Linked DNA regions of Homo sapiens: region 2 is linked to region 1. Evidence: chromatin loops called from intact Hi-C (ENCODE). Cell type or tissue: PC-9. All regions are shown on one strand. Links, peaks and the distances in the headings refer to the core of each region. The heading gives the core; the rest is flanking DNA. Region 1 overlaps HMCN2 (hemicentin 2). Region 2 has its middle 3.9 kb from the start of EXOSC2.

Region 1 (5,366 bases), core at 99-5,098:
TAGCTGGGACCACAGGTGTGCGCTACCAACAACGGCTAATTTTTTAAAAAATGTTTGTACAGATGGGGTCCTGCTTTGTTGCCCAGGCTGGTCTTGAACACCTGGCTTCAAGCAATCCTCCTGCCTTGGCCTCCCAAAGTGCTGAGATTACAGGCATGAGCCACCGTGCCCAGCCTCTTTTTTTAAACTCACTTTTTCTCTAAGTAAAATTCACATAATGGGCTGGGTGTGGTGGCTCACGCCTGTAATCCCAGCATTTTGGGAGGCCAAGGCGGCCAGATCACCTGAGGTCAGGAGCTATCAGCCTGCCCAACACAGCGAGACCCTGTCTCTGCTAAAAATACAAAAAAATACAAAAAAAAAAAAAAAAGAAATAGCCAGGCATGGTGGCAGGCGCCTGTAATCCCAGCTGCTTGGGAGGCTGAGGCAAGAGAATCACTTGAACCTAGGAGGTGGAGGTTGCAGTGAGCTGAGATCAAGCCACTGCACTCCAGCCTGGGTGACAGAGCAAGACTCCGTCCAAAAAAAAGTCCACGTAACATACAATTAGCCATTTTAAAGTGTACAGTGGGCCAGGTGCAGTGGCTCACGCCTGTAATCCCAGCACTTTGGGAGGCTGAGGTGGGCAGATCACGAGGTCAGGAGATCGAGACCATCCTGGCTAACACGGTGAAACCTCGTCTCTACTAAAAATACAAAAATATATATATATATATACGGGCATGGTGGCGGTAGTCTGTAGTCTCCTGTAGTCTCCGCTACTTGGGAGGCCGAGGCAGGAGAATCACTTGAGCCCGGGAGGTGGAGGTTGCAGTGAGCCATCGTACTACTGCACTCCAGCCTGGGCAATAGAGCAAGACTCAGTCTCAAGGAAAAAAAAAGGTGTGCAGTGTAGTGGCATTTAGTACATTTGCAGCATGGGGCAACTTTCACTTCTATTTAGTTCCTGACATTCCATCACCCCAAAAGGACACCCTGGACCCATCAGCAGCCAGTCGCTGTCCCCTTCTCCCCAGCCCCTGGCAACCACAAGCCTGCTTTCCTTCTCTATGGACGTGCCTGTTCTGGGTACTTCACATCACTGGCATCATAGAGTGTGTGGCCTTTTGTGTCTGGCTTCTTCCACTCGGCATATTTTCCAGGTTCATCCATACTGTGGCAAGTGTCAGAATTGCCTTCATTTTTGTGGCTGAATAATGTTCCGTGGCATGGACGGACCACACGTTGTTGATCCATTCCTCGCTTACTGGGCCTTTGCATTGCTCCCACCTCTTGGCGCTAATGAATGGCCCAGCCTCGCTTTTTACAAGCCACACACTCCCTGTGTGCAGCGTGTCCCATCCAGCCCCTCGGCCTTACTGGCGCTTTTCCCTTGCCCGTCTCTCCAGGCCTGTCCTTCCGGGAGGCCCTCACCTGCAGGTCCAGGAGGATGGCCAGGTTCTCAGGATCACCGGCAGTCACGTGGGGGATGAGGGACGATACCAGTGCGTGGCCTTCAGCCCAGCTGGTCAGCAGGCCAGGGACTTCCAGCTCCGAGTTCATGGTGAGCCCCCACGCCTTCTGGGACCCCGCCACAGGCTACTCAGGAAGCTTCCCACCCAGCTGCCCGCTGCCTTAGAGGGAGAGTGAGGGCTGAAATGGGGGACCTGGTGAGTGATCCCTGAGTCCAAGAAAGCTGGGGGCTGGGGTCGGGGTTGGGGTCAGGGTCAGGGGATAGAGGTTATCTGGCCCAGCATTTTCCAAATCCGTGGTTTCCATCCCAGCTCTAAAAATTTACTACTTATGTTTTTTTTTTGAGATGAATTCTCTCTCTGTTGCCTAGGCTGGAGCGCAGTGGCACCATCTTGGCTCACTGCAACCTCCCCCTCCCAGATTCAAGTGATTCTCTTGCCTCAGCCTCCCGAGTAGCTGGGATTACAGGTGCCCACCACCACACCCAGTTCATTTTTGTATTTTTAGTAGAGGTGGGGTTTCACCATGTTGGCCAGGCTGGCCTTGAACTCCTGACCTCAAGTGATCCTCCTGCCTTGGCCTCCCAAAGTGCTGGGATTACAGGCGTGAGTCACTGTACCTGGCCCAAATTTACTACTTCTGATACCACTTGGAATTATGATTTACTTTTCTTTAAATGAGTCACACTTCCTTACACTGAAACACATTTATTTAAATATCCCTTATTCTTATAAAGGATATTTAATATCGAAACTGTAAGCAGAAAACCAGTTTCGCTTGGCTAAGGAAGCTGAAAAAACAAACACACCCCATAGAGCAATGTTGTAAATTCTCGAGGCGTGGACTCCGCAGAGGGCACCCAGCCTGCATCTGCACTCTCTGTGCTAAAAAGCGGAGAGTAGAAAGTGCTAGAAAGGTTAGGGACATGCATAGTAGCACCAAACGGAGCCTTTCCTTGCTGTAACCCGGATAGAAGGAGATTTGGGAGGGGCGTAACCATTCCATTCTGAGATGCAGTTATTTCATGCTGTGCCCATGTGCCCCTAGCATTGTCCTGGGTAGCATCGGTGGTGAGTGACCAGCCCTGTGTGAAGTCCTCATCTAGTCCAGCCTCTCATTTCACAGATGGGGAGACTGAGGCCCAGAGAGGGGAAGTGGCTCACCCCTGGTCTTCCAGTATGTTAGAGCAGAGCAGGGCCCAGAATCCAAGCCTGTGGCCCCGCCCCCACCTCCTGCACCTTCCACACCAGCATGTCCCCATGCTGGCCTCTCCCATCTGTCCCCAGACCCCTCCCCTCCTTGTCCACCATGCCTTCCCTGCCCCCGCAATGGAAGCCTGTGGTGTGTCTTGTGGCCCAAAGGCATGAGTCTGCTGCCCTGGGGAAGATGCCAGAGGCCTCAGCGGCTGCCTGTGACCAGCCCCACCTCTTTCCTTCTCAGCGCCCCCCACTATCTGGGGCTCCAACGAGACAGGCGAGGTGGCCGTCATGGAGGACCACCTAGTGCAGCTCCTGTGTGAGGCTCGAGGAGTGCCCACCCCAAACATCACCTGGTTCAAGGACGGGGCCCTGCTCCCCACCAGCACCAAGGTGGTCTACACTAGGGGCGGTCGGCAGTTGCAGCTGGGGAGGGCCCAGAGCTCCGATGCCGGCGTCTACACCTGCAAGGCCAGCAATGCTGTGGGGGCCGCAGAGAAGGCCACCAGGCTGGATGTTTATGGTGAGCAGCCAGGGGCCACGGCAGCCGGGGTGGGCAGTGGGAGGGACTCAGCCATGGTGGCCCCTGCCTGTCTCCAAAGGAAGGCTAGGTGGCCACTTGGAGTGGTCAGAGGCAAAAGGATAATGGGACCAAGACATTATCTAGGGAGAAGGGTCCTCCCAGCTTATGTGACTTCCCTCATACCTGTAAGGAAACTGAGGCCAGGAGTGGAAGGGCCTGTCTAGGAGGCCATGGCGGAGCTAAGTGTAGAATCCAGGTCTCCCCTCATGGTGTGGGGCTTTTCACTAAACCATGCCCAGAACCCTGTGACCACCACAATAATTAACTGCCCTCAGCTCATCACTTCTGTAAGCTAGACCAGAGGGGCACTTTGCAGCATCAGCTCATTTGATCAGCTGGCAAAGGGACTTGAGCTCTCATGTCCCCAGTTACAGATGGTCGCAGTGAAGCTCTGGAGCAGAGAGGTTTCCCCAGGTTCACACCCCTAGGAGGTGGTGGAACCCGGTCCTTACGCGGGCAGATCTGACTCCAGACCTCATGCTGTGAACCTCAGCATCAGCTCAGCCCTGAGGGGCTTGGCTCTGGGGACTTTTGAAGGAGAACTCAGAGGAAAGGGTGTCGGTGGCTCTGGATGGGTCTGAGCAGGGCCCCGGTGAAGTGTGAGAGGGCAGCGTGCAAGCTGATAGGGGTCAGCCTGGCCCCCCGTGGGGAGTCACTTTGGGAGCTCTGGCTTCCAAAGATGCAAAGGGCTTGGGTACTGGAACCTCAAAGGGCAGCTGAGCTGCATGGGCTCCACGGCAGCCTCTGAAGATGGCCCCGCCGCTAGCTCAGGGAGTCTTATTTTGGGACCCGAGGTCCCCCAGGAAATGAAATAGAAAATGTGTATGTGTATGTTTTCATTAAATTTTCAAAGCGTCTTACACCCAAATAAGGTTAAGAAGCATCTCCCAGGCCACGGTTGCCCCTTGTGCCCTGGTAATGGCTTCATCAGCTCAGCAACTTGAGGGTCTCCTTGAGGGTAGGAGAGAAATTTCCCCTTTGGCGTGGCCACCATGGGCTCCAAGCATAGTTAACATCTGGTCCCCTTGGCCATCGCTGGCTAAGTTAGGAGCCCCCCAATCCAAGCCATCTGGGCTCAGGTCTGCCCCAGTCTTCTGCCTCCTGAGACCAGGGAGGGAGGGGACTTCCAGGAGCAGAGCTCTGTCCCGGCCCTGGGGGTCTTATTTGAGTCCAGCAGACACTGGACCTGCTGTGTATAGGCACTGGGGATGCAAGTAGGCCGGCCGTCTTTCCACTCATGCTGGGCTTGCCGGGGTAGCAGCGGGGATGGAGAGGCAACAGTCAGCACCCAGGGGTGGGGTGGCGCGCCCAGGGGCTGAGGAGGGTGAGAATGCTGCCCCGGGGTCTGAGCAAGGGGTTCAGCCACTGGAGGTGAGGGAAGGAAGTGTTTCACATGGAGTGGGGTCGGTGAGGGGCTTCAGCGGGCCTGTTGGGCTGAGATGAGAGCAGGCTAGCGTCCAGCTGTGGTCCCCAAGCCGCCCCCTGCCTCTTTTCCAGTCCCACCTACCATCGAGGGCGCCGGTGGAAGACCATACGTGGTGAAGGCTGTGGCTGGGAGGCCTGTGGCGCTGGAGTGCGTGGCCAGAGGCCACCCGTCCCCCACCCTCTCCTGGCACCACGAGGGGCTGCCCGTGGCAGAGAGCAACGAGTCGCGGCTGGAGACAGACGGGAGTGTGCTGAGGCTGGAGAGCCCGGGGGAGGCATCCAGTGGCCTGTACAGCTGTGTGGCCAGCAGTCCTGCCGGGGAAGCCGTCCTGCAGTACTCCGTGGAGGTTCAGGGTGAGCCCGGCCCACCCCACTCAGAGCTGCCTGGGCTGTGGACGTCTGCCCAGGCCTGCTGCGTGCTTGTCCCGAGAGAGCTCCTGGAGTGGAGGGAGGGTGGGGAGAAGTAACCAGTGTCCCCACATTGCATGACACAGATGAGGACGCTGAGGCCTGGGCTGTGGGGCCGGCAGGGCTAGGAGTGGGCAGGGTGGAGCCCCAGGATCAAGGGTCCCTGACTGTGCCCAGGACCCTGGGCTGGGTCACCCAGGACAGAGGACCTCGTTCTGCCTTCTGCCAATGGAATGGCCCTTTACGGAGACTTTCCTAAGGCCGGCTTGTGGGTATGGTCCCAGCAGGGCGGGTGGGGCCTT
Region 2 (5,366 bases), core at 258-5,257, 340 kb after region 1:
CATGGGGAAACCCCAGCTCTACTGAAAATATAAAAATTAGCTGGGCGTGGTGGCAGGCGCCTATAATCCCACCTACTTGGGAGGCTGAGGCACAAGAATCACTTGAGCCTGGGAAGTGGAAGTTGCAGTGCGCCAAGATCGCACCATTGTACTCCAGCGAGACTCTGTCTCAAAAAAAAAAAAAAAAAAAGGTTTATGCAGTTATTTTTACCATTTTACTATTTCAATGGAACACGAGGTGAACCCAGTAGGTAGATGAGGATTGAACCAAGAGTTTTGGGCTAGAGAGTCCCTGCTGCCTCTGTTTTCATGTTTTTCAGAATTTCCTTGCCAGTTACTTTCACCTGGAGTTCACCTGTTCCCCACCCCAACTCCTCAGGGTCCATGGTTCCCTCATTTCAAGGCTCATTCAAATGCTTCCTCTGTCAGGCAAGCTTTTCTGTCTGTCCTCCCTCTCCCTTCCCCATCTTTGAACATCTTAGCACTTTGATGACTGGGGCCTCAAATGATCCAGCTCTGTGGTCCCACAGCACATAGCTGGTGCCCAGCAAATGCCTGCTGAAAAAGTTTATTCATCAATTCAACAGAGATTTACTGAGAGATTTGTTGTTGTTGTTGTTGTTTGTTTGTTTGTTTTAATGGAGTCTCACTCTGTCAACCAGGCTTGAGTGGAATGGCACAATCTCGGCTCACTGCAACCTCCACCTCCCAGGTTCAAGCAATTCTCCTGTCTCAGCCCCTTGAGTAGCTGAGATTACAGGCACCTGCCACCATGCCCGGCTAATTTTTGTATTTTTAGTAGAGATAGTGTTTCACCATGTTGGCCAGGCTGGTCTTGAACTCCTGACCTCAAGTGATCCACCCACCCAGCCTCCTACAGAGCTGGGATTACAGACGTGAGCCACTGCGCCCAGCAGAGAGCTGTTTCAAGGGTCCTGAAATCTGACATGGTATGCCAACATGGAAATCTTTGTTCTAGAAACAAGAGGCAGGGTGCGCCATGCAGAGCCGCACAGGAAAGCACCGGGTTGGTCAGGAGGCAGAGGGAAGGAGGGGTAAACATGAGCAAGAGCCTTTATTGTGGTTTCCATGGGAAGGAATGGGTGAGGCAAGGTAAGCAGCCTTAGGATTGGTTGGTTTGAATAACTGCAGTAGGTGCTGGGGTTTATATAAGGGCTTTCCCTAGCTGTCTGGTGTCTGGCCTTGGGATGATCAGGGCAGTTGGATACTGGCCCTGAGTAAGAGAGCCTAATAAAGGAGGTGTTTGTGGGTGTGGGCTCTGGATTGGGTGGCATGCATTTGCAAGGGACCTCCTGGGTGAGTTCTTCACTATCTCCAGGAACCAGTTAACCCTGGTTGGGGCAGTCCCTCTGGGAAGAGCAAGTCCCCAAGATCTCAAAGCATCTGAGTACAGAAAAGCAAAGGCTCTGGGCACAGTGGCTCATACCTGTAATCCCAGCACTTTGGGAGGCCGAGGCGGGTGGATCACCAGGTTAGGAGTTCGAGAACAGCCTGGCCAACATGGTGAAACCCCGTCTCTACTAAAAATACAGAAATTAGCCAGGCGTGGTGGCAGGTGCCTAAAATCCCAGCTACTCAGGAGGCTGCAGTAGGTTCAAGAGGAGAATCGCTTGAGCCCAGGAGGCAGAGGTTGCAGTGAGCAGAGACCACACTATTGCACTCTAGCCTGGGCGACAGAGCAGGATTCCGTCTCAAAAAAAAAAAAAAAAAAAAAAAAAAGAGCAAATGCATGCTTAATACAAGGGCCTACTATATATCAAGCATATATACGAAATGGGCAGTGAACCAAATGGACAGTCTGGGTATTGGTGGGGCTCATATCCTGTGGGAAGACAGGCGATGAGCAGACAAGCAAATCTGTATTTTGTAAATATATTGTATTTTTTTCAACAAATATTTTATGGCTGCCCTGTGTGCCAGGCCTGGATCTAAGCATTGATATATGATGAACAGAATAGATAAAGTCCCTGTTTTCAGCAATGCATGTTCTAGTGGGGGGAGACTGCAATCAATGAACAAAAAAAAAAAAAAAAAGAAAGAAAATTGAAGCCCAGGCATGGTGGCTCACACCTGTAATCCCAGCACTGTGGGAGGCCAAGGTGGGCAGATCACTTCAGGTCAGGAGATTGAAACAAGCCTGGCCAACATGGTGAAACCCCGTATTTCCTAAAAATACAAAAATTAGCTGGGCGTGGTGATGGGTTCCTGTAATCCCAGCTACTCCGGAGGCTGAGGCAGGAGAATCTCTTTAACCCAGGAGGCAGAGGTTGCAGTGAGCTGAGATCGCGCCATTGCACTCCAGCCTGGGTGACAAGACCAAGTCTCTCTCTCAAAAAAGAAAGAAAAGAAAAGAAAAAGAAAAATCAGTGACAAGAAGTAAAACAGGATCAAGGGATTAAAAAAAAGGACTGGAAAGTTATTCCAGATAAGGTGATCAGGGAAGTCTTCTCTGAGGAGGTGATGTTTGAGCAAGCCATGAGTGAGGAGAAGGAGCCAGCCACACAAAAGCCTGGGAGAAGAGAATTCATGCAGAAAGAGACCAGAGTGAAGGGCCCTGGAGTGATGAGAAGCTTGGTGCTGTGGAACCGAGGGGAAGCCAGCTAGTCTTGAGGCAGGAGAATAGGGTCTGGAGGCAGGGAACATAAGGCTGATTCACACTGACTTTCTAGAACTAAATCAAAAGGAAAACCCCAACTTTCCACGTCCAAGTAACCAAAGGACCAGAGGCTACTCCCTTTGCAATCCCAGCTTTTCTGTGTGCAGATGAAAAACTGAAAGTACCTCTGATTGCTCCCTTCCCACTACCAGTCAGGCTGGTAGGTGGCCAAGTCTTCATTTGCATGGGAGTATAACTTTGTAACTTCACTTCAGCCTCTGATTGATAACTTTCCACAGCCAATCAGACATTGGCGTAGGGTGTAACTTTTAACTTCAGCCTCTGATTGGCCACTTTCCACAACCAATCAGACTGATCACGGGCCACTCCTTCATTTACACAGGGCGTACACCAAATAACCAATGGGAAACCTTTAGAGGGTATTTAAACCCCAGAAACTTCTGTAAGGAGCCTGTTGAGTTTCTTTGCTTGAGCTGTTCTTGCCCTGTAGAGTGTACTTTCGTTTTCAATAAATCTCTGCTTTTGTTGCTTTATTCTTTCCTTGTTTTGTCTGTATGTTTTGTCCAAGACGCCGAGAAGCTGGGCACCCTCCACCGTTAACAGTCCGGCTGCAGCATAGTGAGTAACGCAGTGGGTTAGGACGAGCGTGAGGTCAGAGACAGGCAGGAGTCAAGAAGTGCTGGAAGCAGAGAAGTGATTTAATCTGTTTTTAAAGCTCTCTCTGGCTGCTGTGCGGAGATTGGATGATAGGAAGGACAAAAGTAGAATTAGGAAGACAAGCTAGGAGGTTATCTCCCTGGTAAGAGATGCCGTTGATCAGCCTGGGGCAGTGGCTGCGGAGATGCACAGATGTGTGGCATCAGTGAATCTTAGACCTTTTCCGCCATTGAAATTACATAGGGAGTTAAAACACGCACAGACTTCTGGACCTTACCTTTGCAGAGCCTTGTGAAAGGCAAATAAATCTTGGGGCCCCAAAATCACTAAGCTAAAGGGAAAAGTAAGTCAAGCTGGGAACTGCTTAGGGCAAACCTGCCTCCCGTTCTATTCAAAGTCACCCCTCTGCTCACTGAGATAAATGCATACCTGATTGCCTCCTTTGGAGACGCTAATCAGAAACTAAAAATACAAAAAATGCAACCATTTGTTTCTTTTTTCTTTCTTTTTTTTTTTTTTTTTTTTTGAGACGGAGTCTCACTCTGTCGCCCAGGCTGGAGTACAGCGGTGCGATCTCGGCTCACTGCAAACTCCGCGTCCCGGGTTGAAGCCATTCTCCTGCCTCAGCCTCCCGAGTAACTGGGACTACAGGCACCAGCCACCATACCCGGCTAATTTTTTTTTTTTTTTTTTTTTTGTATTTTTAGTAGAGACGGGGTTTCACCGTGTTAGCCAGGGTAGTCTCGATCTCCTGACCTCGTGATCCGCCCACCTCGGCCTCCCAAAGTGCTGGGATTACAGGCGTGAGCCACCGCGCCTGGCCTCAACCATTTGTTTCTTATCTACCTATCACCAGGAAGCCCCTTCCCAGCTTCGAGTTGTCCAGCCTTTCCAGACCGAACCAATATTCATCTCACATATGTTGATTGATGCCTCATGTCTCCCCAAAATGTATAAAACCAAACTGCGCTCCGACCACCTTGGGCACAGGTTGTCAGGACCTCCTGAGCTTGTGCCACAGGCACATCCTCAATCTTGGTGAAATAAACTTTCTAAATTAACTGAGACCTGTCTCAGATATTCGGGGTTTACAGCCTCAATGCCTAAGGAATCTATACTTTTTACAAGCCCCCTGGGATGTGCTGCTTCGTCTCCGGGTACCCACTTGTCTACTGGTCGTAAAGGGGTAAGTGTGGCCGGGCTTGGTGGCTCATGCCTGTAATCCCAGCACTTTGGGAGGCCAAGGTGGGCGGATCACTTGAGTTTAGGAGTTCGAGATCAGGTTGGGCAACACGGTGAAACCCTGTCTTCACAAGACAAATACAAAAAATTAGCCGAGCCTGGTGGCATGTGCCTGTAGTCCAAGCTATTCAAGAGGCTGAGGTGGTAGGATTACCTGAGCCCAGGAGGACGAGGCTGCAGTAAGCCATAATCGTGTCATTGTACTCCAGCCTGGGTGACAAAGACTCTGTCTCGAAAAAAATAAAAATAAAAAAAGGTGCGTGTGATGATGCAGAAAGAGGAGCACTGGGGATGGGAGAGGGGGAGTCCCTGTCGTTTTGGATTCTAGTCCCAGTTACGGGTCTGTTTGGGGGGCTCGGTGGCCCCAAGTGATCATCAGGGATAGCAATGCCTATCTCGAAGATGGGCTGAAAGTGAGGAATACATAACATAGTATTTGTAAAGCACTCAGCAAAGGACCAGCCGAAGCACTCGGGCTATTTCTGGTAAAGGGTGCAGGCTCTGGGGTAAATCGCGTGCAGTTGGAACACACATCGGCTTTGCAGCCATCTGCTAATGTGAATTCCATTCCTTTTGGGGCCTCGATTTCCTCCTCCATAAACTGGTATCCACAATGCCAACCTTGTGAACGCTGTGAGAATGCGCGGGGTAAAGGCGACGTCTCTCCCTCCCGGGAAGAACTTGGATGGTGTCAGGCCTACACTCTCGCTCCGCCTAGGGCCGCTCGCTGGGCCTGGCTCCCCGGCTGCCGGGCTACGCGAGCTCAGAGGACACCATCGCCCTCTTATGGCCGCGGCAGGACTGGACCGAGGGGCTGGGCTCTAGTGCC

Evidence for each region. A loop is a pair of places that touch in the nucleus more often than their neighbours do. Peaks named below come from ENCODE experiments on the same cell type or tissue, not always from the same donor. Only the 100,000 strongest peaks of a DNase experiment are listed, where the experiment ranks them.
Region 2: it touches region 1 in a loop (15-fold over the local background); 2 of 110 quality-filtered maps call a loop at or near these places.

The regions. Positions count from the first base shown.
Region 1 is chr9:130,350,035-130,355,400 of GRCh38, forward strand. It overlaps HMCN2 (hemicentin 2), which reads left to right. Exons shown (of 98, transcript NM_001291815.2): 30 at 1,389-1,543; 31 at 2,893-3,171; 32 at 4,729-5,010. Among named protein-coding and RNA genes, the nearest start is that of HMCN2, 87 kb to the left of the region's middle. In PC-9, for the core only: no CTCF peak of the experiment used is centred there; a DNase peak (open chromatin) is centred at 2,197; H3K4me3 peaks cover 381 bases; H3K27ac peaks cover 1,964 bases.
Region 2 is chr9:130,687,221-130,692,586 of GRCh38, forward strand. No RefSeq gene overlaps it. Among named protein-coding and RNA genes, the nearest start is that of EXOSC2, 3.9 kb to the right of the region's middle. In PC-9, for the core only: no CTCF peak of the experiment used is centred there; a DNase peak (open chromatin) is centred at 2,941; H3K4me3 peaks cover 1,631 bases; H3K27ac peaks cover 872 bases.